Linked DNA regions of Homo sapiens: region 2 is linked to region 1. A link is a contact called in ENCODE Hi-C or POLR2A ChIA-PET data. All regions are on one chromosome and are shown on one strand. The core of a region is the stretch at or near the end of the contact, and the rest is flanking DNA. Distances in the headings are between cores, read along the strand shown.

Region 1 (2,606 bases), core at 38-2,537:
TCACTAATTCCTCTGGCCTGGCATTGCTCTTCCTCCTCCTTCCCTCCCGTGAATGCCTCCTGAGGTAGGTGGGATGACCGTCATTTCACAGTGGGAAGGGACCTTGCGGCCAGCCAAACCACTGGTAGGCAAATGTGACTGTACATCAGGGATCATTGATCCCTCAGCCAAGTACAGATTCCTAGGCCCTGTATCATCTGCCCAATCAGATGGGACAGTATGGAAGGTTTAAAATATGTCCACATATTCTTTGACAATCCTCCCTTCAGAAGGCAGTTGCTAATTCCCCTGTCCTTGAATGTGGACCACAGCACTCTCCTGGATCCCTCATCCTAGGAAAAGATGGCGGCCATGTCATAAGGACACTCAAGCAGCCCTGGAAGAGGCCCATGTTGGGTGGAACTGAGCCCTCCTAGCAGCAGTAGGGTGACCAATCGTTCTGGTTTGTCTAGGACAGTTCCAGTTTTCACACTGAAAGTCCCACATCCTAGGGAACCTCTTAGTCCTAGGCAAACAGAAGTGGGTGCCCATCTAACATCTAGCACCAACTGGCCAGCCATGTGAGTGAGCCACCTTGGAGGAGGCTCCTTCTGCCCCAGCGAAGCCTTCAGATGGCTGCCCCTGACCAACCTCTTGATTGCAGCTTCATGAGAGACTCTGTGCCTAACAGCACAGCTGAGTCACCCAAGAACTCCTGACCTACAGAAAATATGTGGGGTAATAAAGGTTGATCATTGTTTTAAGCCACTGCACTTTGGGGTAATTTATTATGCCACAATATATAAGTAATACACTCAGGAATCTGTATTTTGTCACACTGTTGGGTAATTGGGCTTATGAATCAGCATTTGTGAACCACAGATCTGGTCTTATTCCCTAAAGCAGCACTTTCCAATAGAACTTTCTGCAATGATAGAACAGCCGTGCATCTGTGCTGTGCAATTTGATGGTCACTAGGCAAACGTGGCTATTGAGCATTCAAAATGTGGCTGATATGACTGAGGAACTAACTTTTTAATTTGATTTAATTTTAATAAATTAAACTTGACATTTAAATAGCACATGTGTAGGATTCCATTTATGTAACATTCTTGAAATGACAAAAGTAGGGAGATAGAAAACAGATTAGTGGTTACCAAGGGTTAGGGATGGTGGGAAAAGGGCGGTGGGAGTGACTATAAAAGGATAGCCTGTGGGAGGTCTTTGAGATGCTGGGATAGTTCTGTATCACGATTAGGTGGTAGTTACATAAATCTACACATGTGAGAAAATGGCACAGAACTATACACACACATTGTACTAACATCAACTTCCTGGTTTTGATATTGCGCTACAGTAATGTAAAATGTAACCCCTTGGGAAAACTGGGTGACAGGTACGTGAGACCTCTCTCAACTACTTTTTGCAACTTCCTGGAAATCTATAATTATTTCAATAGAAAAAGGAAAAAGGCCGGGCACGGTGGCTCACACCTGTAATCCCAGCACTTTGGGAGGCTGAGGCTGGTGGATCACCTGAGGTCAGGACTTTGAGACCAGCCTGACCAACATGGAGAAACCCTATCTCTACTAAAAACACAAAATTAGCCGGGCGTGGTGGTGCTTGACTGTAATCCCAGCTACTTGGGAGGATGAGGCAGGAGAATCGCTTGAACCTGGGAGGTGGAGGTCCGCGGTGAGCAAGATCGTGCCATTATACTCCAGCCTGGGCAACAAGAGTGAAACTCCATCTCAAAAAAAAAAAGAGAAAAAAATGTTAATATGAAATAAGCATTACATAGCACATATGGCTAGTGCCCATCATGTTGGACAGGGAGGCCCCAGTAATGCATAGAGCCTTCTGCAAAATCTCCTAGTCATTCAGAACTTCCAGTGGCAGAGAGCTCACCTCCTCACAAGGTTCTGTTTGAAAGCTCTAATAATAAGAAAGCTCAGACCAGCAGGTTTCAGTAAGGGTAGAAAAGTTTTCCCCTCAGCATTCTTTCTTTCTTTCTTTCTTTTTTTTTTGAGATGGAGTCTCACTCTGTCGCCCAAGCTGGAAGCTGGAGTCCAGTGGTGACAGCGATCTCAGCTCACCGCAACCTCCATCTCCCAGGTTCAAGTGATTCTCCTGCCTCAGCCTCCTGAGAATCTGGGATTACAGGCCTCTGCCACCACATCTGGCTAATTTTGTATTTTTAGTAGGGGTTTTTTAGGGGTTTTACCATGATGGTCAGGCTGGTCTTGAACTCCTGACCTCAAGTGATCTGCCCACCTTGGCCTCCCAAAGTGCTGGGATTACAGCCGTGAGCCACTGCTCCCAGCCTCTCTGCAGCTTTCTGTTTGTGCTAGAATCATGAATTATGCCTAGATTTGCTGGAACAAGGCCCCTTCCCTAGGGATCCCAAGGGACCCAACAACAGTAATGTTACAGCTACCACTTCCATTACCATCACTTGCCACTCATGAGACAGACTACAGGGACCTCACACTTTTGCCCTCAGGTGGTCCTGGATGACCACCTGGTGTGGGGATCATTAACCTTGGAAGAAGCCATTTGCAGTCCATTCCAGCTGATCAAGAAAGAACTAAATCCAACATAGGATTTTAGACAGTAAGGAACATTGA
Region 2 (2,606 bases), core at 42-2,541, 190 kb after region 1:
ACTACACAACTGAGAAATGCTGCTATATATCTACTTATTAAAAAATTGTCACAATAATACATCATGAACAAGATTCAACCACTCTGGGTCTCAGTTTCCTCCCTCATCTGTGTAAGATGAATTAGTCTAGATGGTTGTTTCTTTCTTTTTTTTTTTTTTCTTTTAAGATGGAGTCTTGCTGTCGCTTAGGCTGGAGTGCAGGGGCACGATCTCGGCTCACTGCAACCTCTGCCTGCTGGGTTCAAGCAATTCTCCTGCCTCAGCCTCCCGAGCAGCTGGGACTACAGGCGCCCACCACCATGCCTGGCTAAATTTTTTGTATTTTTAGTAGAGACGGGGTTTCACCGTGCTAGCCAGGATGGGCTCCATCTCCTGACCTCGTGATCCACCCACCTCAGCCTCCCAAAGTGCTGGGATTCCAGGCGTGAGCCACTGTGCCCCGCCAGCCTAGATGGTCTTTAAGGTTGATTCCATTACTAGAATTCTACCCCATCCTAAAGCATGTCTTAAGCCTATTTTATTAAGTAAAGCCAGCCAAAAGAAATAGATAGTGGGCATTATTGCTCATTTACAGATTAGTGGCAGAAAAATAAGTTACTTGATCACCACCGGCACAAGCATTCTAAAACATTCCCTATCTAGAATTAACTATAAAGTCAATCTCCTGACTAATCCAAAACTGTGCTATTAATTAGAGCAAAACCAAACTAAGAAATCCTTATACACGAGAATAAGGTAGTGCTTTTTAGACAAAGCTCAATAGTGACAATAATGCATACAATGAAGGTTTATTAAATACTGGTTCCAAAATCAAATGTACACTGTCACACGATAGCATCAATGACACTCCATAACCTCTGTGAACTACATTTTGCAGGCCTTTGGCCAGGTAAACACATGCTACTGCTTGTCTCCCATTCTACTCCTCGTCCCCATCTAGGACAAAGGTTTGCAACCTTCCAGCCTCAACACCAGCAGGGTAAAAATCCCCATCTGTAGTAGCAACTAAATGACTAAACTAAGGCAGAAGTGGCAACACAGGGTGCAAGAGGGACTGGCCAACTGGTCACATTTAGTTTAAAAAATACCCAGATTCAGATATACACGCATCTGTGTCACTGCCTTGTTCATCCATTCTAAACCACAATCCACAACAGACCAATAAACAGGCAATAATACTGCAATGTGAAGAAGTTAAGCAGTTAGCTGGGCACAGTGGCTCACACCTGTAATCCCAGCACTTTGGGAGGCTGAGGCGGGCGGATCACTTGAGGTCAGCAGTTCAAGACCAGCCTGGCCAACATGATGAAACCCTGTCTCTACTAAAAATAAAAAAATTAGCTAGGCATGGTGGCACATGCCTGTAATCCCAGCTACTCAGGAGGCTGAGGCAGGAGAAACACTTGAACGTGGGAGACAAAGGTTGCAGTGAGCCGAGATCATGCAACTGTACTCTGGCCTGGGCAACAGAGCGAGGCTCCGTATCAAAAAAAAAAAAAAAAAAAAAGCAGTTAATCTCAGGTTGTTCTTTACCATTCTTTCAAACCCCACCTCTCAGCCATTTACTGACAATAGACACCTCTCCCTTCTTCAGCCTGGTCTACCACTTCTGCCCCAGAAGCCAAAAGAAAATCTATTTAAAACAAAAACAGGTCTGGTGCCAGTGGCTCATGCCTGTAATCCTAGCACTTTGGGAGGCTGAGATGGGTGGATCACTTGACGTAAGGAGTTCAAGACCAGCCTGGCCAACATGGTGAAACCCTGTCTCTACTAAAAATACAAAAATTAGCTGGGTGTGGTGGCACACACCTATAATCCCAACTATTTGGGAGGCTGAGGCAGGAGAACTGCTTGAACTTGGGAGGCAGAGGGTGCAGTGAGCCGAGATCACACCACTGCACTCCAGCCTGGGCGACTGTGAGACTCTATCTCAAAAAAAAAAAAAAAAAAAAAAGCCCACAAAAACAAAAATCTTCCTCCTTCATGGTTCTCATCCAATTCAGATCTGCCTGTGTATGAGTGGAGGTTGACAGCTTTCTCAGGCAAGGATGATAATGAAGTAAGAGAAATGGGTCAAAGCAGAAAGAATAAATAGTGTCTCCCTGTTACATATAGCTTTGCCTCTCTCCTCAGTACCCTGATAAAAGACCCCACCAAACCCAGTCTCTTAGTTTTCCTAACTTACCCCTTCCAAACTAAGCAAAGGCTATCTCACAGGTAACTCTGACAAACCTGACTTACCATGAGATAGGGAACATATTTGCTGCCATAAAACAGGGCCACACCAGACTGGTAATACAAATGTTATCCCACATACTCCTGAAGGGTCCTTCATTCTTTCTACAGTACATGAGCTTCAACTTAGCCTTACAGCCAATTTTCTGAAAACATACAATTCTGGTCCCAGTGGAGAACGTAGGGAGGGTTGGGGAACCTGTGTTTCTGAATAGTGGGAATGTTCACCTTTTCTGTTTCCTCATGAAGTCAACTCCAAACTAACTGCATTACAGCTTCCTGCCTAGGAGACCATGAAACAAATACACACATGCATGACATTTGACTGTGGAAGCCAAGAGGATGAAAAGAGGCTTTTTTGGGGCCGGGGG

Evidence for each region. A loop is a pair of places that touch in the nucleus more often than their neighbours do. ChIA-PET counts read pairs that join two places held with the same protein, here RNA polymerase II (POLR2A). Pooled maps may share reads with other maps.
Region 2: a loop to region 1 is called in a pooled map, with 2.0 times the contacts of the local background. The contact joins two enhancer-like sites. A Hi-C loop is called at or near these places in 10 of 50 pooled maps. POLR2A ChIA-PET finds 5 or more read pairs at or near these places in 14 of 52 experiments (CD4-positive, alpha-beta T cell, CD4-positive, alpha-beta memory T cell, CD8-positive, alpha-beta T cell and 10 more).

The regions. Positions count from the first base shown.
Region 1 is chr5:134,028,609-134,031,214 of GRCh38, forward strand. It overlaps a transcript of VDAC1 not described here. Among named protein-coding and RNA genes, the nearest start is that of VDAC1, 25 kb to the left of the region's middle. RefSeq lists an enhancer at 2,053-2,152. Within about 2 kb of position 1,288, at least 2 of the 41 ENCODE cell types and tissues checked have a DNase peak (open chromatin) inside an H3K27ac peak, as active enhancers do.
Region 2 is chr5:134,218,525-134,221,130 of GRCh38, forward strand. All of the region lies in intron 1 of PPP2CA (protein phosphatase 2 catalytic subunit alpha), which reads right to left. Among named protein-coding and RNA genes, the nearest start is that of MIR3661, 5.9 kb to the right of the region's middle. RefSeq lists enhancers at 869-928, 979-1,038. Within about 2 kb of position 1,292, at least 2 of the 41 ENCODE cell types and tissues checked have a DNase peak (open chromatin) inside an H3K27ac peak, as active enhancers do.